Linked DNA regions of Mus musculus: region 1 is linked to region 2. A link is a loop called in an ENCODE intact Hi-C map of the cell type or tissue named here. Cell type or tissue: heart. All regions are shown on one strand. Each heading gives the region's core, and the rest is flanking DNA. Links, peaks and the distances in the headings are about the cores only. Region 1 overlaps Gm33607 (a long non-coding RNA gene). Region 2 overlaps Gm33555 (a long non-coding RNA gene).

The links. A loop is a pair of places that touch in the nucleus more often than their neighbours do. Peaks named below come from ENCODE experiments on the same cell type or tissue, not always from the same donor. Only the 100,000 strongest peaks of a DNase experiment are listed, where the experiment ranks them.
Region 1: it touches region 2 in a loop (1.9-fold over the local background); 2 of 42 quality-filtered maps call a loop at or near these places.

The regions. Positions count from the first base shown.
Region 1 is chr7:130,313,607-130,326,114 of GRCm38, reverse strand. Gm33607 (a long non-coding RNA gene) reads right to left here. Exons shown (of 3, transcript XR_378529.4): 3 at 10,172-10,377. Among named protein-coding and RNA genes, the nearest start is that of Gm33555, 9.9 kb to the right of the region's middle. In heart, for the core only: no CTCF peak of the experiment used is centred there; a DNase peak (open chromatin) is centred at 5,944; H3K27ac peaks cover 729 bases; H3K27me3 peaks cover 1,775 bases.
Region 2 is chr7:130,266,273-130,278,780 of GRCm38, reverse strand. It overlaps Gm33555 (a long non-coding RNA gene), which reads left to right. Exons shown (of 7, transcript XR_003946880.1): 5 at 485-615; 6 at 1,268-1,357; 7 at 5,239-5,518. Fgfr2 (fibroblast growth factor receptor 2) reads left to right here and starts at 11,973. Exons shown (of 18, transcript NM_010207.2): 1 at 11,973-12,508. RefSeq lists a promoter at 12,415-12,508. In heart, for the core only: CTCF peaks have their summits at 5,422 (motif pointing right) and 7,772 (motif pointing right); a DNase peak (open chromatin) is centred at 5,270; H3K27me3 peaks cover 3,527 bases.

The DNA.
Region 1 (12,508 bases), core at 2,577-10,576, 47 kb before region 2:
CAGCTGGCGTCTTTCCAAGGGAGCAAACCACACTTGGCATGATTGTCGACACTCAAGGCATTTCCCGCCTGCTTCTGTATCTGACTGCAAACTGCGCCTGCGCGGGACCCTCTGTGGCTTGGGTCTCTGGCCCTTCTGAACCGCTTTCACACTCACACAAACACTGTTGAAATTTGTCTGTTTAAAGTTTTCCTCCAAAAAAAATATTCTTTGACAATTTCATATACGTTTATAAAGCATTCTGGTCACACTCGTCCCCTGCTGCGCTCTCTTACCCTCCTCTCACCAAGTCCCCTTCCCACTTTCAAGTCTTCTTGGTTTTGTTCTGTGACGCACTGGGCTTTTAACCAGAGCAGCCTAGTTATGGGATAAAGGCTCCTCTTTTCTAAAAAATCAATTGCATTTATTCACAGGTGGGTAGTCCTAGGGTGACTTGAGGGAGGTAGGGAATTGGCTCGCTTCTACCGTGTCAATCCCGGGGACTGCACTCTGGTCAACAGGCTTAGCAAGTACCTTTACCTGCCCACCCCCTTAACAGGACCATTCTGGAGGCTGGTGTCCAGCGCTGGGTTGGAGAGGACACCAGACCCCTGGCTTGGAGGTTTCCTGGCTTAGCTACAGGTTAGGGCAACTGCTGCAGCAAGGTCCGGGGCTAGAGGGTAGGTGCGGGGTCGTTTCTGATATGGGAAACCAAGCTAATGATAAATGTCATGGTCACATCACAGTTTTAGAGCCTCTCCCTGGTGAGTGTGCTGGGATCAGGGATGGCTGATCCCCAGGAGCTCCCCAACTCCAGTCCTGCTTCGATTTGGAAACCGAGTGAGATCGTCTTTTATGCCTCCACCCAGCTTCGTTTAGAAGCTGGCCTCAAAACGACTGGGTGAGAGTTTAACTAGAACTTTCCATGTGGCCCTGAGGGAAGAGCTTCCAGAACTCCCCTGCCAAACTTTAAGCTGATTTCGGTGTGTGTTAATAGGCTTTGGGTCATATTGATTTATTGGCCCAAAAAAAAAAAAAAAAAAAAAAAAAACCATAGGATTTTGTAGGTCGAACTCTGCCTCTGCTTGTTTTGTTACTCCAGTGCTGCAGATAAATGCTTTCAGCTGCTCTGATCCCGCCACGCCACTCGGTGCAGTGGGACACAGTTTTCAGAGGAGAAACCCAAGAGGTACCAAGAGTGTGCACACACCCTGGGCGGAGCTTTCTCCCCAGAGGTGGAGACCTCAGCTCTGATTTGGTGGGGGTACTTCAAAGAGATTCCATTCATACTCTTCCATCCCCGAAACCCACCCACCCCCAAACTCCTTTTCAGTGCTGGGGGTGAATTCCAAGGCCTTGTACACCCTGGGCAAGCTGCATACTGTGGAGTCACGCCCCCGAACTGCTCTTTTTTTTTTTTTTTTTTTTTTCCTCACTTGGTTAGCACTCTATTGTCATGACTGTTACATGTGATTTATGGGAAAATGCCTCTGGTACAAGTTTCCTCTTGTGTTTAGTGGCCCCCGTGGCCCATGTGGCTTTCTTTACCAGACTCCTCCTGCAGCACTAACTAGGTCTACATGGACACTTAGGTTGCTACCAGGCTTTTACACCTTCCTCATTTGAGAGGTGAGGTAGGTTATCTAACAGGATTTGAGTGTGGCAGTCTTCCTTCATGAGGAAGATGGGGCCTTTCCCCATTTATATCACTGGCTGGTTACTTCCACCCACTTACTGGGGGAGCCTGGCTCTCGTTAAAGAAGGTTCTGGAACCACACTGAACATCTGCATTTCTCAACACTGACCACCATAGATGTTGGAGGTTGTGTTAAGGAAGGCTTGCAACAGGGCTTGAAGAATGAAGAGGCAGTCAGTCAGGACTGGAGAAGCAAGCCCTTGGCAGGAGGCTGGCAGTCACTCACCCTCAAGGAGAAGCTTTCTTCTCCATCAGCTGAACACCTCTCTATGGCCTAACATCAGATTCACAAAAAGAACAGGGAACTTTCTTGAGGTTTTACTGTTTAAATGTGGTTTGTCTTCCATATATGGGAAGTTATGTAGTAGTGTTGAAGTGATGGAAACCTCAAGAAGTGAGGTCTAGCAAAAGGTGGTTAGGTCATGGGGAGTCCCTGCCCTCAAAAGAGACTATGGGGCCATAAACAGCTCCCAAGAGAGTGCGTGGTTAGAAAGGAACCCGGCTGACTCCTTCCCGCACTCTCTAGTTGTCTCTTTTGTCATGTGATGGCTCCCTCTTGCGTGCCCTCTCAATGTAACACAATCCATCATGTGGTACAGCTAAAGGGGTGAGTCCTCTCCAGAGATAAGCATCAGCACATTGCTCTTGAGGGCCCCAAACTGTCAGTGATGCTGGAGTTCAAACCCAGAGCCTTGTGCATGCTGGGCAAGTGCTCTTCCACTGAGCATCTTCCTCCCTCTTCTTTATGCATTATCAGCCTTGAGTATTTGAGGGCAGTAGAAACTGGACTAAGATAAAGAGGCAGAGTGGCGTGACATCCGGGGAGGTTAGTATGCTTGTTGGTCCTGTTTTATAGATAAGGAAATCAAGACATAGAGAGATCCAGCAAATAGTCTAGAGTTACCCAGCAGCAGTCAGGATTTGAACCCAGACTAGAATGTTCATGCTGTGCAAACTCTCACATGGGCAAGCAAGTGCTTCTCAGGCCAATGAACATATAAGTAGCCATGGCTCTAGAATATGGTTAATTTGAAAAACCCAACCAGAAACGACATCTGAGTTCTCCCTAGTCACTGTCACCTTTGCCAGAAATGTTCCTTGAAGGGTCACTTCATGATGACAGTGGTACACTAGGTACCACAGATGACCTTTCTGGAGGGTTTAGACTCATCTCTCTTCCCTTCATCCTGTTGCTGCACGAATAACATGGATATCTAGATATGATAGTTTATCTAAATTGTCAACCTGATGAGGTCTGAAATCACCTGGAAGATGAGCCTTTGAGCATTCCTGTAGTAGAGGATTATCTGTACTGGGCTAATTGAGATGGGTAGACTTGCCTACTGTGGGTGCCACCATTCCCTAGGCTGGGCTCCTGGACCACATAAAAGGTGAAGGTGAACTGAGCACAAGCATTCATCTTCTTGACCTGCTCCCCCAAGTTCCTGCCACCATAACTTCCCTGAATACTTGAATTACAGGCTTTTACCACCAGGCCTGGCTAACTGATCACCAGTTGTATCTCACGCTCTGGGATATTTGGCTGGCTCCATCCATGTTAGATTGACAAGGGGAAAATATGATTCACACGGTCCATAGTTAGATGGTCCATGACTCTGCCCCCGTCTTCTTTTTCCCTTCTGTTTGTTAATAAGACAAAATTTATTGTGGTGCCATTTATTTCCCTCCTATTCTTTTTTTAATTGAAAAAATATTTTTTCCATACAACATATTCTGATCTTGATTTTCCCCTCCCCCAGTTCCTCCTGCTTCCCCACCCTCCCGACTCCTTGCTCCTCCTTTCTCCTCTTTCTCTCTCTCTTTTTTCTTTCTCTCTTTAACAGACAAAAATAAAAATGAGCGAACAACAACAAAAGAAAAACACACACATAAAACCAAAACCCATCACAAAAAGAGAAAACAAGATATACAAGCAAAAGACAATTAAGAATAAAAAAAAAACAAATAAAGCAAAATGAGAGGAAAAGTCTACAAAACATCACTGAGTTTGTTTTGCAGCTCAGCCTCCTTCTTAATCCCACTTCTCTAACTGTGGCCTGAGGCAAACTCCTCTATCCCTTTCCGTTTTCTGTGTGGAGTAGAAGGAAGGCCAGAAATCAGTCACTGATGCTAAGAGGGACAGACACTTTCAATCCCCAACTTCCAGGACCTTGGTCTTCAGGTCACATCCCACTGGTGGCCCAGGACTTCATTTCTGGAACAGGCTTCTGTTTAGGCCCTGCAGTCCCAGAGGAAACAAATCCTATGGTCAGGGAAAAGAGGGACACCAAGGGAGAAGAAATCCAAGTGTTTCCATCAGAACTACCATCCTACTAATTAATGACAACACTTTTGGGAGAGAAACCCACGTGAAAAGGGAGGGGTGCTTTCTATACTGCCGGAGTCAGTAGATACTTCCTCGAGGCAAGAGAATGGATTACAGGAACACACTGCCATTCAGAATCATGATGCTCTTGATATTGAGGGCTTCCTTATTAGGGTGAGACCAGAGGTTTCAGACTGATGTATACCCAGGTGGTCCTAGAAACCACTAGTTGTCTGCACCTGGCTGACTGCAGCATCCAGAGACTCTAAGATGGCATTTTTAAAGACCTATTATAGAGTGTTCTGACAAGTTGAAACAGAGAGATTCCTTCAACTGCTTTGAGCTGTGACTGTTACAAAAGTAACTCACAAAAGCCTGGAAAGGGCTGTTTCGTGGCAGGATGAAAGGTTATTGTATGTCAGTAGGCACGGACACACTAGCCTCGGAAGGGGGATCCATGCTTGCCACCCGTGAGAGCAGCAGCAAGGCCTTGGGTACTGGAGCACCTGCTCCCACAGGGCCACAGTCAGCAAGCAGGCACTACAGCACCACAGCAAAGATGTCACAGCCAGGAGAGGCAGACACACCGAGGACCCTTGGCCAAGCTCCATGGGCTCACAGTAGGAACACCAGCACCTTAGGGATCCTGCTTCTAGGAGGGAAAGGACTATGATCTTTGGGCAAACTTGGGGTGTCATGCAGACTCCAGGCACAGGCATGGCTGAGACTTCTGTTTATTGCATGAATGCCTGTCACCACACACTTGAAGAGTCGGGCCAGAGTTGGCTTTGCTGGTAACTGCTATATCCACAGAGGGCAGGCTCCAAGCTCCAACTTCTCAATTTGTCAGTTCTCTAATGGTGTCTCTTCATGAAGCCCAGGTCTCTGGCTGGACTTATAAGACCTCTCTCACCAGAAGCCCAGTCCTGAATCCTGGCTTTTAAGCACACAAATGAGCTGCCTAACAGCTTTGCCAATACTATCCCTCCACACTCACCTCACCTGCTCCCCAGTAACACACACACACACACACACACACACACACACACACACTCACACACTCACACACTCACACACACACTGAGAATGATTGAGGAAGACACCCTATATCTTTACCCCTGATCCCTATATACACGTGCACACATGCACATATGCACACGAACACACACATAAGGGCACATAAGAGAGCTTGACAGGCGACTGACTTGTAGTAATGTTTTGAGAGCACTTTGTCATTTTAACAATGTCTTGCAGCTTGGTCTCTTACTGAGTCAGATGGCATCATGGCAACTTGGAGGCAAAGATGCTAACTTGGGTTATGGGTCAGTGCTGCCAGCAGGAACACAATGTGCTCCACATGTGTGATTTTTAGTTTTTAATTGCCACGTGGAGGAAAATACAAAGAAATGATGGGATGAGATTTTTTTTTTCTATCTTAGATTTAATCAACACATGCAGATGTAGTCACCTCAGTATGTAGTCCTTATGATAGTTACCCATGAGACTCAGTGTTCTTTTTTCCATCTTAGCTCTTTGAGCCCCATCGCGTGTTTTATAGTCATGGTCCATCTCAAGTTGGACAAGCCTCATTTTTAAGGGCTCAGTAGTCACAAAGTGGCTCCTTGCTGCCAAACTGGACAGGCAGTGACAGGCCACAGGTCTACTGATTCAGTCCTGGCATTCCTGGACTGCTGGCCCAGAGGGTGCACTGGTGTCATGTCCTGTGGCCAGCTTGCTGAGGAAGCGGAGGCAGGTTTGGCAGCGGAGCTGAGGGAAGTTCCGTGCTTTCAGCTCAAGACAACTCCTTCTTTCCAGTTAGATCAGAATATCTTCTTATCTTCCCCCAACCCCCAATCTGGGTCCCACATCCAAAACAAATTTCCTCCTACTCCAGCCTCCCGGGGGCTCAGTTCTGCACCCAGCTGCAAACCTGCTGCTGTTTCCTGTCCTGCTTGCTCTGTGGAGAGCTGGCTGCCAGGCCCAGCAGAAGAGCAGGGCGGGACCTGGCCCAGAGATGCAAGAGGGCTGGGAGAAGGATGGGAGGGAGCTCATTGCTTTTAGCTTTCTCTCCATCTGTCTCCAGGCCAGCATCCTGACCACCCCCTTGTCCCCAGGCCCATGGTCCTCCCCAGCAGCTAAAAAGCCCTGTAAGCACAATAGAGCTACCGTGAGAGTCCCTGGCGGTGTGCCAGCTTCCCCAGGGCAGTCCTTGGTACTCAAATATGCGAAGGCAGCAAGAGCAGCACTATTATTAGACCTTCCCCAGCATCCCAGTTACTGGCCACATGATCCAGCACTTTGATGTCACAGTGGGAGCCTCATCCCAGCTCTCTGAGACACTAATGTGGCATTTCTGAGAACCTTTTCCCACTGGTGCATATGATCACGGCACTCGATTATCTTTTATTTCCATAGGCAATTAATCTTCTTTGTCTTTTTTTTTTCCTTCTTCTTTTTCTTTTTCTTTTTTTTTTTTTTAAATTTATTGCATGTGACCAGTTCTTAGCCTTTCTTGCTATTTGGAATCTGAATCGTTTGAGCGCATGTGGAAGCCTGGCTTTTATGCCCTAAGTTTTTGTTGAAAGCTGGGACAGCAGGACAGCTAATGAGAATTTTCTCTTTCTTTCCTCCTTCCTTTCTTCCTTTCTTCCTTTCTTCCTTTCTTCCTTTCTTCCTTCCTTCCTTTCTTCCTTCCTTCCTTTCTTCCTTTCTTCCTTCCTTCCTTCCTTCCTTCCTTCCTTCCTTTCTTTCTTTCTTTCTTCCTTTCTTCCTTTCTTCTCTCTCTCTCTCTCTCTCTCTCTCTCTCTCTCTCTCTCTCTCTCTTCTTCCTCCTCCTCTTCTTCCTCTCCCCCCATGCTGTAATTATTAGGGATGAAGTAAGATATTTCACTGGGAAACTTGGAGAGATAACTTGTTGGTGACCCAGTCTCAGAGCATCAGAGTCCTGCCACCTGCCTGATGCTGCATCCCAGACATTCGGTGTGAACAGAATCTGTTCCCAGGCCTTTGGCAGGATAGGATGCACATGATGTGACAGGCATGAGTCCCCTCTCCTGTCAAGCTGAAGACATGAAGCTCAGTGTTCGGGTATCAGGTAACAATGGTGGGCACACTATGTCTGCGAAGCCAAGGATGGAGCTTTACTGCTGTAGATTAGAGGCTGATGCACTTGGTGACTAACACGGTCGTTCTTGGAGACAAATATGATAGATTCTCTTGCCAGCTCTGCTGCTCAGATCCTCTGGTGCAGCATCTCAGAGTTACTTCAAGGTTTCTCTGAACGCTATCAGCACTTGCCATTGCCTTTACCTGGTTCAGGCAAGATAAGAATGGCCATTCATCCACCATCTGCCTGTCCATCCTTCTACCTATCACCACCTAACCCATCCCACAAATGCGTACACTCATCTACTCTACTGATCACTCTTCTCAGTGTTATGATAAAAAGCGCCTTAAGGGAAGAAAGAAGAGTTTCTTCTGTTTCAGTCTGAGGGGATACAGTCAGCCATAGTGGGAGGTTGCGGCGGCCCGAGTGTGAGACGGCTGATCTCACGATGTCTAAAGTCTGGAAGCAGAAAGAGATGAATGCTAATGTCCAGTTCACTTTCTCCAATCTAGTCTGTCAAGAACCCACTTCACCAATGGGGTGGGCCTTCCCATTTTAGTTAACCCAATCTAGAATCTAGACATTCTCTCACAGAAAGCCTAGAGATTTGTCTTCTAGGTGGTGGTGGGTCCTGTCAAGTTGCCAGTTGGTATAGGCCATCACATAGACCTGCCCATCCAGGTACTGACCCATCTAGCTAACCAACCGTCCATTCATCCAGTCTCCTTTGCCTTCACCCATCCCGCTAGGACATGGCCCGTGCCTTTGTGCGCTCACATACTACTCTTTTTCTGATGATCTTCTCTGATAGACTGAGGGGTGAGAAATGCAGGACAACAGGCATGGATCCTGATATCAAGGCCTGTTTAAGAGGTCAATGATATACACACACAAATATTCCTAGTAAAGTAATTATGGCACTGTCCTTAGGGGAGAGCAAAGGACTCTAAGGCCAGAGGAAGGGGGAGACTCTTCTGAAAACTTGGTGACACTATGGTCTCACTAACCCCTAAGCACTCATGGAGGGTAGGCAATTCTGTATTCTTCATTAGCGGAGGCCCTTGAAAAAAATAGGAAATCCTAAGGCCCAGGCAAGGAGACCCCTGTTCCGAGCCAATTACAACCATCCTTCTCTGGCCCTCTCCAGTTGCACTCCACTTCTTGGGGCTGATGATGCTACAAAGACATGTTCAGCCCCAGCGGATCCAAGTACTCATTTCTATGGCCTCTGCAGCTCCTTCCATGTGCTGGGGCTCCTGAGGATAGATCATGTCACTAGTGTAGGTACCTTAGAGCCCATACTGAGGCCCATGCTGTTGGTGGTCAGTGGATGGCCCTTGGGAATGCAGACTGGATTTTTCATAAGAGTGCAGGTAAGGCCCCTTGCGGTGGCCAGAACTGATGAGAAGAGAGGAAGAAGAGGCTAGAGGTTAGGAGTCTGCTGTTCCTACAGCACTGACTCTAACACAGAGTTCAAGAAGGCAACATTCAAACATGGGCTTCCAGCTATTATGAAAGCATGTTTGTCAAGGTAAGAGTAGAAACACGTTAACAGTTGATTTTTAAAGCTAATCTTCATGCATTTTAGAGATATGGTACATGGACCTCTCTAGTACCCCTTTCTCTTCCTACAAATATTAGGGACAGGGCCTCATTGGTGATGGAATCATAAGTTTCTAAGAACATTAGAACAACTAGATATGGTACCTAATCTGAACTGGATTAGAGGACAGTAATATGAGAAATAATTGGGTCTGTGGACCAGAGTTGAACAGGAACGATAGATAAGATAGAACAGGTCACGGTTAAGTTCTTCAGCTTGTGGCTACCAAGGAGAATCTCTCTGAGGTTGGCAAAGTCATGCTTGTACGTGAAAAACAGAAGGGATGGATCATGCTGCCGAGAGTGTGAGCAGGTCCTAAGGGGTGGTGGTACCTGTAATCCCAGCACTTGGAGAGAAGGAGAAAAGAAAACCAGGGGCTCAAGACCAGTATTGTCTGTGTGGTCCAAGGTCAGGCTGGGCTCCGTGAGACCCCATCTCAGCAAAACAAAACAAAAGAAGGGGCAAGGGAGCAGAGGAGAGACTGGAAAGAGGCTTAAGTACAGCCATCCATCCAAACCGACGGACGTGGGGCTGGGATACGCTTGTCCTGTTTTATTCTTGCAGCTTCTCATTTCAGGTGTGCATTTCAGGTTCTTTTAGCATTCAAAGCTGAAAACAAGCTTCCCAAGGCTCTGGGCAGTGTATCCCTTCACAAGTATTTGCTCGAGGGACACCGAAGCCAGCTTGCAGTTCAACAATTAGTGACAGGTAGACAAGACATTTACTAAGTGGCTAGTCAACACTAAGTGCTTGTCTGTTACTGTGTTAAGAGCTTTGAATTATGAACTCAGCCTGGGTGGCAGGATGGGGAACATTGGTTCCGGGATTCCCCACATCGAGCAGATAGGAGCACTACAGCCCAGAGAAGTGTAATGTGCTCCAGGCCTGAGGGCTCAGCAGTGGAGGCAGAGTTTACAAGCTTAATATTTGAACTTTGCTACTCTGTTATCATAAGCCAGATTCAAGTACTCGGTACAATTAGTCATCATTCTAGAGTGGCCTTAGTGACCAACCTCCTTAACCCTTGTAGCCCCTCACAGGCAGGAGATAATATTACAGAGATAGAAGAGGGGGCTGGAGGCAGCTTCAGCATGTCTTCTAGAGCCCTGGACTCTAGGGAAGTGTTTCTAGGAAACTAGTTGGAATCAAAAGGAAGGGGAACTTGGGTGACACGCTTAGAGGATGCCAGTCATTGGGTCTGCATAGATCGGAGGGTGCAAAGGTAGAGATGGAATGACCAACTAGGTCCTTAGCTGGTGGTCTGTAACCAAGGATGGAGATCCAAAAATATATCAGTCTATAGCAGTGGTTCTCAACCTTCCTCGTGCTGCAACCCTTTAATGTAGTTCCTCATTTGGGGTGACCCCTCCAAACCATATAACTCTTTTGTTGCTACTTCATATGAATTGTAATATAAATGTCCGATATGCAACATATCTGATAAGCAATCCACAGGTTGAGAACTGCTGGTCAAAGGATCTTCCCAGTGATGTCCTCGGAGGCCATGACATCTCTGTCACACTTATGCCCATGTAACCTATAGGGCATGTATGTCTCCAAGTTAGGGTGACTTGCAGTCAGGAGAAGGAGAAGCAGAGAAGCTGAGGTCTGCCAAGCTCCTCAGGAGGTCTCAGGGATGGCAAAGGAGGTAGCTCCAGGGCCTTGATCTGTTGGATCAACAAGACACATAATGAGAGACAGCGGCAGGATTGGCACCAAGGGATTAAGTTGATCAGACACTTCAGAGGTGACAGGAAAGATCTGTCAGTGAGTACGGAGAGCAGAGTGTCCATCCAGCAGCTTCCAACCCAAGCAGAGGGACTGTTGCTTGGCACTTACTTGAATAAACCTCTGCTCCGTGTGGGGCTTCAACCACCAAATTATCCTTCCTCCTTCTCATGAAGTCTCCAGCATCAGGAAGCAGATGGTATTAGGCCAACAAGAAGTTTCTTAGGAGCAACTCCAGCGAGAGGAAGCTGGTGGGGGCAGGGAGGAGCTGGGAGAGTCATCCGACCACAATAGAACGCAATGTAGGGCTGATTCCAGCAAAGGGGAGGCCAGATGCGGACCAGATTGGCAGGATGCACACAGGCAGGTAGGTAAACTGGGAGGAAATAGCTTCATCTACAGGGAAGTCTCATGTTCTCTTGCTGGCGAAGCTAGCCCCCAAGGCAGGTGGATTTTGGAGGATTTCAGACTACCCACCTTTTCAATGCACACTGTGCCTTCTCGCCTGTTCCCAGTTTTTGTTGCTACATCACAACTGTGACTTTGCTACTGTAAAATTGTTGTAATGTAAATATCTGATGTGCAAGCTATCTGATGATCGATCTCCAAAATGGTCAAGATCCACAGGCAGGGAACTGCTGGCCTCCCTCTGCTCCCGCTGGCTCCACGCTGGTCCCCTGTAGCCGCTGCCCCTTGGCATCTATAATGTACCTATGTCACAGGATGTGTAGTTCCTATCTCCCCAGCCCCAGCTCCAGCTCCAGCTCAAATGCAAGGTTTGCGTAGGCAGGGATGTTTATGGATTCTGTTCATGGGTGTATCCCCAAGGCTCAGGAAAATGCAGACAAACATACACACAGATGCTTGATAATCCACTGATTGGAACCACCAGAGCCAAGGAACCAGGAAGAGACGCTAGTTTTAGAAGGGGTCTTAAGAGTTTGTTTTCCTGGAATCAAGATGCTGTGTGTGTGAGTGAATTGGCTCCCGCTCCTGAAGTCAGCTGCCTTTCTTCTACACAGGAAGACCTGAACTCCCCTGTCTGTCACTGTCAGGACAATAGAAGGTTAGTATTTCAAATTACCTATCATGATGGTGCATTTCCAACAGACTCCACCAGGGCTCTTGCTTCAGGATTCCTTGATGACAAGTTTTTCGTGGAACAACTGGCCAAGGAGCAGTGCCTGTGTGCTTGACACTTGACAATGCTCTCAAAGTGGCACACAGGCAAGTGCTGGAGCCCTGTCCCCACAGGCAAAGCTGCTTCCCAGTGGGCTCATTGGAAGCAGCTTCCCATACCCTCCCCCAGGCCCCCCAGTGGTCCCTTCTGGATAGTACTTTCCCCTGGTATTGCTGACTTGTGTCTAGGTTCCCAGGGCCGGGGGGTTGAGTCTAATGCTCCACTAGGTCTCTTTGTCAGTGTTGGGTCTGGTACCATGTGCTCTGCCTGCCCAGAGGGTCGGAAGAAGTGTCTGAAGGGCACTTCCACCCTTGGCTCTCTCCTTGGAAAATTCTGGGCTGCTCCCAACCACCAAGCAGGCTGGTTGGATGCTTGGCCTCCCGCATCTCCCGGCCTGAGGGGGCCTCACCTTCCTGGGGCCAGTCCTCTGCAGGAGTAGACATTCATATTTCTCTTCAACTCTCATAAACTTGGTTTTGACATGAGAACCTTTTGCAGAACAAATGAGAATTCCTCCAAGGGGCTGTTCTGTAAACTGGCCACCCCCTAATGTGAGACTAGTAGGGGCCAGGATCACCAAACAGGGTGTCTAAGAGCTTTGGACAGGACTCTGTTATAAAAATGGAGAACTCTTTGCATGGTACACTAAGGCCTTCCATAAGCAGCTGTCTCTGGCCTCGTATCCCTGTGTCCTGCCATGTGTGTTTGGGCACCGTGCAGCATTCAGGCATTGTTCCCATGAGAGCAAAGTTGTTTTTTGTTTTTGTTTTTTTTTAAAGATCCCAGGTCCAGCCTCTCTGCTAAATGAAGACTTCTCAGAGGTCTTTGTCCTTCTGGAGCCATTCCCTTCTCTGAAACCTGGTGGCAGATGTCTGACCCTCAGGGCTGCC
Region 2 (12,508 bases), core at 1,822-9,821:
ATTTATTAAACGTGTCTTGGAAGCATGGTGTGAGATCCCTAGACGGCTGAAGGGATGTATCAATTCTTCCCTCTCGGCAGCCTAAGGCAGGCCAACGTTAGGTCAGTAAGTGAACAAGCATGAGGGACCAGTCGGTACCCAGCATCTTGTCTGAATCCTTAATGTGAGTCAGGGGCGGGTACTGGGAGGGGAAAGGGCTAGGGGGCCTTGGGGTGTAGCTCATTTGGTAGAGTGCTTGCCTAGCATGCGTGAAGTCCTGGCTTCCATCCCCCAGCGTGGTATAAATCAAGCGTGGTGGCATGCGCTTTGTAACACTAGCATTTGGGAGGTGAGGGTAGGAGGGGCAAGAGTTCCTGGGCACCCTCTGACCAATCAGCTTGAGGCTAGCCTCAGCTATGTGAACCTGTCTTTAAATAAAGGGAGTGGGGGTGGGGGGAGGTAGGCTACCTCTTACCAAAGATTTGAATGTCGTTTTTCTTTCTAGAAAGAAAAGGTCATTGTAAGACCGATCACTGTGGGGCCAGGATGAGAAGACTGGTCATTTCTTGCCTGAAAATCACTCCTCTGAACTGTGCAGGCCCCAGAGCAGACACATCCCATGTCTTAATCCCCTGGGTGAGTGGTATCTTCACTCTGAGTTTCCTAACAGCCTGGCTCTTTCTCTAGCCAGCTGTGTAGCAGGATGGTGAGGATGTCAGCTCCTGTACTCAGTCTGTCCTGCCAGAGGGGGCAGCACCCTGGGGTGGGGGAGAGGGAAGTGGGGAGGTCAGCAGCCTCCCAGAATAGTGAGATCTGAAGACTGCCCAAGATATGGACCTGGATGGCCCAGAAGAGGTGAAAGGTCACACAGGCAGGAGCCAGTCCCAGTAAAGAGCAGTGGAAGAGTTGCTCTCAAGATGGGGTCTATAGGCTAGCAGGCTAAGGAGAAGCATGGCTAAGGAGAGGTGTGGCTAAGGAGAGGCGTGGCTAAGGAGAGGCGTGGCTAAGGAGAGGCGTGGCTAAGGAGAGGCGTGGCTAAGAGAGGCGTGGTTATGGACATTCTCTCACTTGCCATTCTGGTTGGTGCCCACAGTGGCCTAGAAGGGACCGGCCCTGGGCATGGCCGTCTGCTACTGAGTATTAAGCCAGCTAGTAGCAGCACTTTTTCAAAGGCTCTCCTAGCATCGTCTCTGTTTGGGGCACCTAGGATTGCACTACTGTTTGACTGTGGGGTCTCACAGATGTCACCAAGTTAAGTTCCTTAAGACTGGCCCATTCAATCCAACAGATGTCATTCTAAGAAGAGGCAAGTTAACCAAGGACACGTGGGAGGGACACCAGATGAAGTGACAGTAGATGCAGCCACTGAAGGGCCAAGGTACACGCCAAGGGACTGTAAGAATGCCTGGTGGTTTGGGATGGCAGGCAATCTCTGGGAGCTAGAAAAGAAGAGGAAGGAGTTTCCTGTGGGTGTAACAAAAAGAGCCCAGCCTCATAGACATCTTCCTTAGGGACTTGCAGCCTCCAGAGCCTGTGAGAGAGTTGGCTCGTCCTCCAGTCACTTAGTTTTTGTGTAACAACCTCTGGAGAACATTTTTTTCTCTCTCTCTCAAGCAAGGCGTATTCTTTTCTGTTTGGTTCCCCTCAGGACATTCCTCTTTCAGTACCCTGAATCTAGTAAAGTAACTTTGCAGGTGGAAAAAGGACTTTTAAACTAGGAGGTTATTTGCAGGGTGGTAGTGGTGCACGCCTTTAATCCCAGAGCTTGGGAGACAGAAACAGGTGAATCTCTGAGTTCAAGGCCAGCCTGGTCTACAGAGCCAGTTCTAGGACAGCCTGTCTCAAAAATAAAAAAAAATAAACAAAAATACCCACTAGGTTATTTGGATGGACCGTCTCTCCAAGCAGATGAACTCTTCTAAAGAGACAACTTCTCGAAGCTAGAGCAGAGATGGGAAACAGCAGATAAGGCTCTGCTCTGCATGGCATCAAGAAGCACTTATATGCTGTGCTGACTTTGAGACTGGAGAGAGGAGCTGAGATAGGCTTCCTGATGAACGCACGACGTACCTGCCCTGAGATGCAGAGTGCCAGAGCAGAATCCAGCGGATACCCTGTGTGAATGTAGAGGCAGAGTCTTACCTAGAGCATCTGTGAGCAGCAGGGCTCACCCAGACTTCCGGTCCTTGAGTCAGCAAGAGCATCTTTATGCAGTTTTTAGACGGTGAGCTCATGGCAATTGGTTATAGCAGAATAGAGAGCTATAAGCCATTTACAGAGCAGATGTGGCAACCAACGCACAGCACAGGGAGGCTAGGTGACCTAGCTGCCATGGAACCCAAGTCAAACTGAAACCAAAGACCCAGACAGAGGAGCTAAGGAATGTGTGGCAGAGGCAAACAGAGTAGATAGAGGGCATCTGGGAATAAGACAGTGGCAGAGAGGTAAGGAGGATGAGGGAGGGGCATATGGACTGATGAGGTCACCAGAGACCACTCACAATGATGAAGAGATCTCAACGGAAAGCAGCCTTGGAGGACCAGAGCTGGTAGCAGGGCGAGATCTGAGAAGAAAAGGAATTCTTCTGTCTTCTTCAAGGAAAAAAGCTGTTTGTACCTGAGTTACTATAGGGATAATGTTGTCAAGATGGGATGCTACAGCCCCATCAACAGCTGAAAGGAGTGCTGTTGTTACATGCTGGTACCATGCCTCCTAAGTCCCCAGCTAACCCAACAGAAAACCTAGGGAACCAATGGCGTATCATTCTTGGGGCATGTGGTCCCTGCATGCTGAGGGACAGACAGTGTCCAGGCTTCCTCCCGAGAGTCATTACTCCACTGTGACTCCTGGAAATCTGGTGCTCTAAGGTTGAGGTTTCATGACGACCATCATGGTGGCAAGAACTGATGGGCATTCTGCATACATAGTTGATGACCAACTAGCACAGCATTTTCAATGGTTCAGGTTCTGCTTCCGGCTGGTAGCTCATTCAACAGGAAGCCCAGGAGAAAAAAGAACATGATTGTAACTACTGCCCAAGGTGTGAAAAGCTCTATCAATGTATACATAAGTCACTATGAAAGCCCAGGTTACCACAGAGGCCCAGGAAAGCAAACTCAAGCTATGGATAGAGTGGCTTTCTGGGCCACATGGAGGGCCCATTAGAAGAAAGAGAGGAAGCACTCTGCCCGAGACTGTCACTCACCACCTAAGGATGGTCAGTTTCAAAGCCAGTTATGTCTGAGAGTTATAGTTCATCAATAGGGATGTAGGGGCTCCGGATGGCCACACAATTTACCCAGTGTCACTCAGCAGAGAGAAGCAGAGGCATATGAGGCCAGGGTTAGAACAGGGCTCCATCAAGGTTGGGGCCTAGAGGCTCTGGTACGGAAATGAACAGTGTAAATGTAACGTGAAGAGTTATTCTACTTCATGGTTTGGGGAAAATGACAGGCACACAGAGTATATATACATCAAATGCAAATATATATGTATATATGTATAAATGTATATCTCTCTCTCAGTTGGTTGAGTATGTGGACACGGACCTGGGCGATGGTGGAACACACTCACCCCCAACCCCCAAAGAGCCAACTCTGCCTGAGTGATTGAATCCACTGTTTCCCAGCTTCTACTCATTAGTTTCTGCCAGGATATTTTGGTTTGCATTTTTCTTTTTAAGAACTTATGGTCTACCAGGTAATTTGTTTGGAATCTTTCTGATTTTTAAAAAAGATTCACTTATGTATTTTATGAAAATGAATATTCTTTCTGCTTGCATGCCAGAAGTGGGCATCAGATTCCAGTATAGATGGTTGTGAGCCACCATGTGGTTGCTGGGAACTGAACTCAGGACCTTTGGAAGGGTCATCCATCTATTGTTAACTGCTGAGCCATCTCTCCAGCCTAGTGGTGCACACCTTTAATCACTCAGGAGTCAAAGGCAGGTGGATCTCTTGAGTTTGAGGTCAGCCTGATCTACAGAGTGAGTTCCAGGAGAGCCAGGACAATGTAGGGGGAAAAAGAGCTTGAGTCTATAGACAGAGGACCTCCCTGGAGATCCACAGAGCTGATTGGACCTCATTTTATACATGGGTCTATAGGAAGAAGGATCAGGCACAGCGTCCATTACAGCTGGATTACAGCTGTAGGTTTGTAGGCACTAGGGTCAGTCAAAGATGCAGCCCACAGAGGCACTGTCAGCATCTCTAAAGCTCCCTTCCCCATGATAACAGTGTACTTGGCTGAGCTCCCAACACCAAAGCTTGGCTTGTTACCAGGGTCACCTAGTACCTAGTACCTTTCAGGGTTCTTGTGCTTGAAGGCAGATACGCCCTAGAAGACCATGATCACAGTGCTAGGATAAAGTAAGCAGCCAGTGAATGTCCTCCAGGAAGCCCCTTCCCATACTAGGAGCTCAGAATCATGGTCCTGTAAATGGGGACCTATCAAAACTCAAGGTGACTTTGTGGACAAGGAAGGTAATGGTTCCCATTGCTGGGCAGGTGACGAGTGGGGAGGAGGCAGAACTGGCCAGGATCCTAAAGGACCTGGAATGGTCAATTATGACTGCTAATTTGATGAGGTTTAGAATTACCATGGAAACAAGTGTCTCTGCGTAGTTGTAAGGGATCATCTAGATTAAATTAATTGAGGAAGGTAGGTACATCCTAAATATGAGCGTCACCATTCTATGGGTGAAGCTCCTGGACAGAATAAAAAGGAGAAATCGGGCTTCGCTCTTCCTCACTGGAACAAAATGTCCAGCTGCCTCAAGACCTACCACCATGACATTCCAGACATGATTGAGCCAAAAGAAATCCTTTCCTCCCTTAAGTTGCTTTGGTCAGGTGTTTTATCATAGCAAGGAGACAGGCGATACAGTTTGTATCCACAACAGGAAGGATGGCTATACGGTGGTTTTCACAAGAGGATATAGCCCAGAGTGGGGCACTGACTAGCCTTGGTAGAAGGGAGCTGGGAGGCCAACAGTGCAGGTAGAATCCAGCAAGATGTGCTAAGGGCAGAAAGGAGACCAGCTTAAGGCAAAGCTGCTGAGGTTGTTTGGAACCTCACTAGCTGGAAATATGGAACAGCCTTCCTGGGACTCCACACCCTGTGGACAGAGAAGAGGCCTGAAGTAGTAGCATTCCAGACTGCTGATGCTCGCCATTCCGGCTGGATGCCCTCCCAAGACACCAAGGGATAGGACTGTCCATCTCAGCTGGGATTGGGTAACCAGCTGGATTCTTTCTACAGACATGCCTCCCTACCAATCACCGCATCGGCTACACACCAGGACCCACTGGAAGCTGGGAACAGTGAATGACCCGTGTTCCTGCTGCCCTGGAAGCCCCTTCTCTTGCACCCTGCCAGGCCACGGAGTGCTGTCCTCCGGCCTGCCCTCCCTTCTTCTACCCGCAGGGACGCCCACGGCCACACGGGGGCGCGAGCGTCTGCCGAGCATCTACCTCTTGCGCAGAGGCTGAAGAACAAAGAGCCTCCAGGCCCTGACCTGAGGTCCCAGGTCTCCTTCACCTGGAGCCTTCTGCTTCCTGGGTCTCCGAGTGTCGGCTCAAATTATGAGTTAACTTTTGCTCAGCACTGTTCTTAGAAATCTGTTAAAGAAATCTCCCTACTCCTTGATGGCCTTTATCCCCAGCCTGGAGATAAAGTACAGGAGCTCTGAGACCCTAAAAGGGTTACTGGGTTACTGGTTTTATGTGCGTCCTGACCTGTATTCCCTGCCTCTTCCTTGGAGTTTAGGAGGATCCTGGCAGCAAAATCCTTTGGTTTTTTCCCTCCCTTTTGGTTTATTAAGGCAACTTCTTTACACATTTGGACAAAATAGACACACACCCTGGAGAAATAGAATAACGAAAACGCAGAAATCGGCAGAAAAGGAAGCAAGCGCTCCGTGGAAACTGGGTCACCGCAAACAAGGGGAATGACACGACTAAGTCAGACTTGCGCAAAAATGGCTCTTTCTCCCTAATTTCTAGGTAGACCTCACTGTGTGCAAAACCTCAGCGAAATATGCTTCCGGGACACCTTATAAAGAGATCCAAAGAGGCTATGTTTCAATCACCGTCAATCAGGGAGAATCTATCTGTAGGCCTGTCAGCGATAAGCACAGCTCACCAAACTGCTCTAGCGTGCCAGGCAGGGCCAAGCCGTGTGAACCCGGAGAGGCAGAGGCTATGCCTGTCCATGTGTGATAATTCAACACTGCCTACCCAGCTCCTTTTCCCAGGACTCTTGTAGAAGGTCAGTCTCTGCTGGGCTTGAAATCATGGCCACCTTGAACCAGCAAGCACTTCTCGCTGGGTCTTCACAGCTGTGAATTTCTGAGGATTTGAGGGAACAGTGAGGTCTTAGAGTGGGGAGCTGGAGGCCCATAGAAAGTCCCTCGGAGAGCAAGGGCTGACGCAAGGGGGTGCCAGAGTGGGCTCATTTTCACAGGAGCAGAGGTAAACATTCTATTTACTGAAGGAACCTTCCCCAGTGTTTCTCCCTTACTGTCTCCATGCTAAGCAGCAGAGTTTTATGCTAAGCAGAGTCCATTCTCCTGAGTTAGAGGTTTTCAACCTGTGAGTCATGACCTCTTTGGGGTTTGACCCTTTGGGATCAAACAACCCTTTCACAAGGGTCACCTAAGACCATTGGAAAACACACATATTTTATGGTTAGGGGAGAGGAGTCATCACAACTACACTAAATGGTCCCAGCATCAGGAAGGTCGAGAGCCACTGTCCTGATTCCCACTGGCAATGCAAGATGTTCCTATACAGGCCACGGGAGTAGCCCAGATGGGAATGGGTAGGAAGGAACCTGAGGTCCTCCTGGAGGAGGAGGCAGTAAACAAGGGCCTGGCCCACAATTCAGCGCAGCGTTACGTAGCAAAAGCCTCTCGCATCTGTGTTTTGTTCACCATGGTAGCACTAGCCACACATGCTAGTGCTACTAAACTGGAGCACAGGGCTCCAGGTGGGGACGGATGTTGCAGGTGGGAACTAAAGGAGGAATTGCATATGATAATTTGTTTAAATGCTGGTTACAAGCACATGCATAACTTCTCTGCAGTCTGCTGAAGGGGTGTGGGGTGGACTGCTGTAGAGGAGGTTGTTCCAATGTGCTGGGGGTGAGAAGGATGATGGTGGTGGTGGTGATGGTGATGATGATCGTGGAAGGTCCTGGAGGCTTGCAGGCCGGGAATGACATGCCATACATTGCTCCTAACCATCGATGGGCCGGGATTGGAGGTGTTTTTCTGGGAGAGGCTTATTTTGAGTAGAAGGGTCAAGAGCAGTGCTCGCAGACAGCTGTCTGTTCTTCCACACAGATGCCAAGTTCCTGTAATACATCATGCCCTTCAGTGACAGGTAAATGACAACCTCTCAGTTTCTTCGGGCCTCAAGGTGTAAGGCAGCATGTTCAGAGACCTGCCAGCGATCATCATAAGCTTATCTTTTAGACTAGAGGAGCGGGGGTGGGGGCACCTTAATTATGCAAATAGTACGGAGCACAGCGCCATACGAATCCCAGCCCATTTGACAACCATGCATGTGGACTCAAGCCAAATAGGCTAAGGGACGAGGATAGAAGAAGAAAGTCACACCCGGGTGCCTGGACCTAATGTGATTTCTGTTGTCCCATGGTCCTTGTCAACCACCAAGGGACTTATGGCATCCTAACTGTGCATGCGGCTGCCTTAACTAAGTAGCGAGCCAACTGGTTCCCTTCTCAGATTCAGGTTAGCAGATGGCAGGAATTTGTCCTTGTCCATTGGGCACAAGGCAGAAGGGGGCAGTGTTGAGATGAGAGTCCGCACCATCTACCTATGGTGTTTCCTCTACATTTTAAAATTATGAACTTATTCAAATATCCAGCAAGGGTAGGAGAATGTGCAACCCTGTTGTGTGGACTCCAGCGAGAAGAGGTACATCAGTTTTGCTGGATCTTTGTGTTTATGCTGTTTCCCCCCTTGCAGGGTGCTCCACAGGGCCAAATATATCCTTATGTGTGCCTTCTACACAGCCCCATAAAGTCCTTCCAATATCCCCAGGGATTTAGAAACAGCAGGTACTGACAGGAACAGAGCTGCCTTAGTCCCCTCTGGAAACCATGTTCTGTGTAACCAAGGCTGTGCGAAGGCCGACCTCTTGGGTGTTTCTCATTGGGCCGTTCTGCTGGGGTGGGAGGGTGTTTTGGCAGTGGTGGCTCCAGAATATATTAATGGAGGCTCTTACTAATTCTTAGTAATAGCACAGTAATGATAGGGCAGCCACAAGCTCAATCCTTGATGGTCCTGCGAGATGGGAATGGTTGGTGATTATCATAGGACACACACATGGCTTCTCCCATGTGCCAACGTTTCTGGGAACCCCTGGGAGTAGCCTGGTGTTTGTCCTGTCCTCATCTGTTCATGCTTTTTGGAGTCTGTGTGACAGCTATGACATAGAGGAGCTCCTCTGCTACCTATGGAGCAAACAGATGACTCAAGGAACTGAAGTACCAGTTCACACTGCTCCAGCTCACACTGCTCCAGCTCACACTGCTCCAGTTCACACAGCTCCAGTTCACACATGCTAGGACCTAACAGAGAAGTGGGAGCTGCCACACGGCCTCCCACTATTGAAGAGTACAACCCCTCGGCATTAAAGGGAGATGCTCCTACTCGGAGGACATTACTCTTCGTACGCCAGAGTCTCATGGAGCCCAGCTCTCTACGTGAGGCTGTCCTTGAACCTCTGACTCTCTCGTCTCTACCTCCTGAGTGCTGGGATTACAGGTATTCACCACTATGTTTGGCCATGACCCTATAGTCCCTATATCTCCTATATTCCCAGGGAAGTAGGTTCATATATATTTTAGAATCCTGGATGACATTCAGTGTGAATATGGGGAGGGACACACACACACACACACACACACACACACACACACACACACGGCATTTCACTAGGGTATATGTGTATGTGTATATGAATATATATTTGAAATGCCACAAACTGATTGGGTTCCTTTCTCATCCTGGAGCACGTTGCCTGGCTGTGGACCATGAGCTTGAACTCAGCCGTGCCTAGGACCTTATAGAGATGTCATGTAAAGACAGAAAGCCTGGAGCCAGGCCCACACTGGCAGTCCTACACAGCCTTTGTTCAACCAGCTTTTCCACAGGGTGAAGGAGACACAACCCATTAAAACACAAATGTCTAAAATTAAACATCCGAATCTCAACAGAGAGCGACCCAGCGGCCCCTTTCCTCCTCTTCTCTCCCAGGGATGCGCTGACCGTTTGCTCCTCAGGATGGATAGGATGGCTGGTTTCTGCTGCCCTCAGTTCCCTTTCATTCCACTGACATATCATTCCTAGAGGGGTGGGGGAGGGGGCGTCATGAGGCCTTCTGGGGAAAGAGAAAAGGGCGACTACTCAAGACATTTTATAAAAGGGCGAAATTGGGAAGAAAGGAGGCCCCGTAGGGGGTGGAGGGTGGAGAATGTGGCCTTGTCTGGGGTTTCTTTCAGCTGAAACCTGCCGCCTAGCTGCCTTCAGTTCAAACTGTCACCTTGAGTTCTTGCTGGCTTTTCTGCCCTCACCCCCAAAACCTCAACAGATCGGGCCCTATTTACCTATTCACACTCGGCCGTGGAAACTCATTAATAGGCTTATTAGTAACAGCATTCACGGGAGGCCATTGACAAAAGGGGTTCCAGCCACTTGAAGAAGGGAGAGGGGCTAAAAATCCTGCAAAGAGATGATTTTCTCATTCAGACGCCTGGCTGGGAGGAAAGCTTTCCTGGACCACTGAGGTCACTTGAAGTCTAAATGATGCAAAATGAATTTTTTTATTTTTCAAAAATTCAAAGCATGCTTTAAAAAAATTTTTTTTAAACTTAAAATTTTCCTATTGTGGATTTGTGGCTTTCCTAACTTGGGGGAAAAAAAAAGGTGCTCTTTGGCAATCAGGGCCTTTGGACGGTGGCTACCTTTTCATCTTCATACAGAACAAATTCTGCACGCTGCCTCTGACGTTAGTTAAAGAAGGTGTTTTTGTTTTCAGCGGAAGGGCTTCCCTCCTATTCAGCATCTATAAAGCTAGAGATGAATGGGGTGGGGGAGACAGGGACAGCGGCTTCCTGGGCCATTAATTTATGTGAGAATGTGTTAACCTCATTTTCAATGGCTGGTGGGCCCACTGCAGTAGGGAAAGAGCTCTGTCCTGAGACACGGAGTTTCTCATCAGTGGGGATCATAAAGATAGAAGTGCCAGCCTGGAGCAGGACCATTCCCTTGTGACTTCAGGTTAGGGAATGAGCACACATTGACACTGAATGGCTCAGTGTCAACCTGGCTGAGGTGTTCCCACCCAGGCCACAGAACTCATTCAAAACACACCCCTTTCCACTAGACATAAACAGATCATTTCGTTTGGAAATCCGGCTGTTATTTTTGTTGTTGTTGAGTTTTCAAATTCTAATTTCATAAGTATTTGCCTGAGGCATTGAACATGGATTTGCTACCCCTTGCTTTTTAGTGATGTGCATATAAGTTTCCCAGGCTATGCTGTGAACAAAGATGATCTGATCATGTGGGGCCTGAGGAATCGTGTGTGTAAATGGCATAAGGTAGAGTATTAGGGATTCTGGTACGTCTCCTCTTTCAAACCTGTGTCCCAGGTGGACTTTACTGTCTGGCTTTGTTTGTCTTTAGGCACCAGAGAGAGTCTAAGGCTTTTCTGAACTTAGTGACCTATTTGAGCCAGGATCTTATATAGCCCAGGGCTGACACAAACTCAGCATGTACCTGAAACCATTTTCAAGCTCCCGAACTTCTCTTTATCCTGCGAGGTCTGGGACCTCAATAATTGACCCAATAATTAAGATTCAATTTATTTAGACAAAATGTAGCTGGCTTCAAACTTACTATGTAGACCAAGTTGGCCCCCAAACACAAGGCAATCCTCCTGCCTCACACTTCTGAGTGCTAGAGTTACAATTTATATGGCCTTGACTTTAAACACAACTGCTCAAGGGATGAAAGAGAGAAAGGGAGTGCGTACTGAAAGATAAATGATCTCAAGGTAGTCTAGTGGGAGAGACAAATGGGAGATGCCAATCATTACAGCCCGGCCTGACATTTAGTTAAAGAATCCTGCTTTGCAACAGAAGAGTGTAAGAGTCAGGGAGAGAATCCAATTTGCTCACGGTCAGATGACTTGGTTTTTGGTAGAGTGAGTGTGTTTTCTGTTTCTGATTCTTTGTTTCTTTCTCTGTTTCTTTCTTAGGTGGCATGGAGATCAGGCCTTGTACATGCAAGGCAAGCGTTCTACTACTAGGCTACATCTCCAACACCTCTCTAGACTCTTTCAAGTTTCTTCCCCCTCTCATTAATTAATTAATTAATTAATTTTCATTTTATTTGATTGGTATGGATGTTTGCCTGCATGTCTGTCTGCACATTGTGCATGCAGTATCTCTGAAGGCCAGAAGAGGGCGTCGGGACTCCTGGAACTGGACTTAGAGGTGATTGTGAGCAAGCCAAGTGGATGCTGGGAATTGAACCAATCTCTGGCAGTATTCTTAAACTACGGAGCCATTTCTCCAGCCCTACTTTCTTTTAAATATTTATTTCTATTTTTAAACTATATGCCTGTATCTTTGTGTTCACGAGTGCAGTTTCCTAAGGAGACCAGAGGCTTTGGATGACTCTGCAACTGGGGTTACAGGCCATTGTGAGGGACTGATATTTAGCCAGCAACTGGCTTTTGGCCTTTAAGAAGGCAGGAAGCACTCTGAACTGCTGATCCATCTCCAGCCCTCCTTTGGATTTCTTTATGTTAACCTACATTGATACTATTAAAGATGTTTTCTGTTGTAGATTGCCTTTTCCCATGGCAGCCACATTAAAGGGCTCATCCAGCAGCCGGTTGTGTTAACCTCTCCGATCTTCAGTTTTCTTGTCAGAATCTGGTTCTGTTACTCTGCAGGCAGATGTGCGGATAAGTACAATTACCTATTCACGTGTTCCCTTCCTAAAGGAGGGTTTCCCAAACACTCGTCCCCTGTCTATTGTTCAGAGGAACAAGACAACGCAACATCTCCCACGAACATCCGCTGCTTCCACCCTCAAAGCTTCATGACATGAAATGTCTGGCCCCAGTATGCTGCAGACCTATTCTAAGGTGTCTGAAGTTGCACAGCATTCTGTCATTTGTTTCCTAACTTGACATAAAACAACGTAACGCATCCACTGTGCACCAAAGCTGGCTAGGAACTGGGGCAGTGGCGTACAGAGGCCGTTCACCAACAGGGTTCCGAGAGGTCATCTGTGCACCCCTGCGGGCAGCGCGGCGGGGCCCCTCGCCTGCCTGGCGGGTGTCTCTTTGCGGCTGCTAGGCTTCGGGGGCAGCGCGGGGCTCGGGACTGCCCCAGCGCGAGGCGCTGATTGGCAGAGCGGGCGCCGCCGTCCAGGAAACGGCTCGGGTTTCAGCGGGGGGCGTGACCCGCCCGAGGAGGCTGCGGCGGC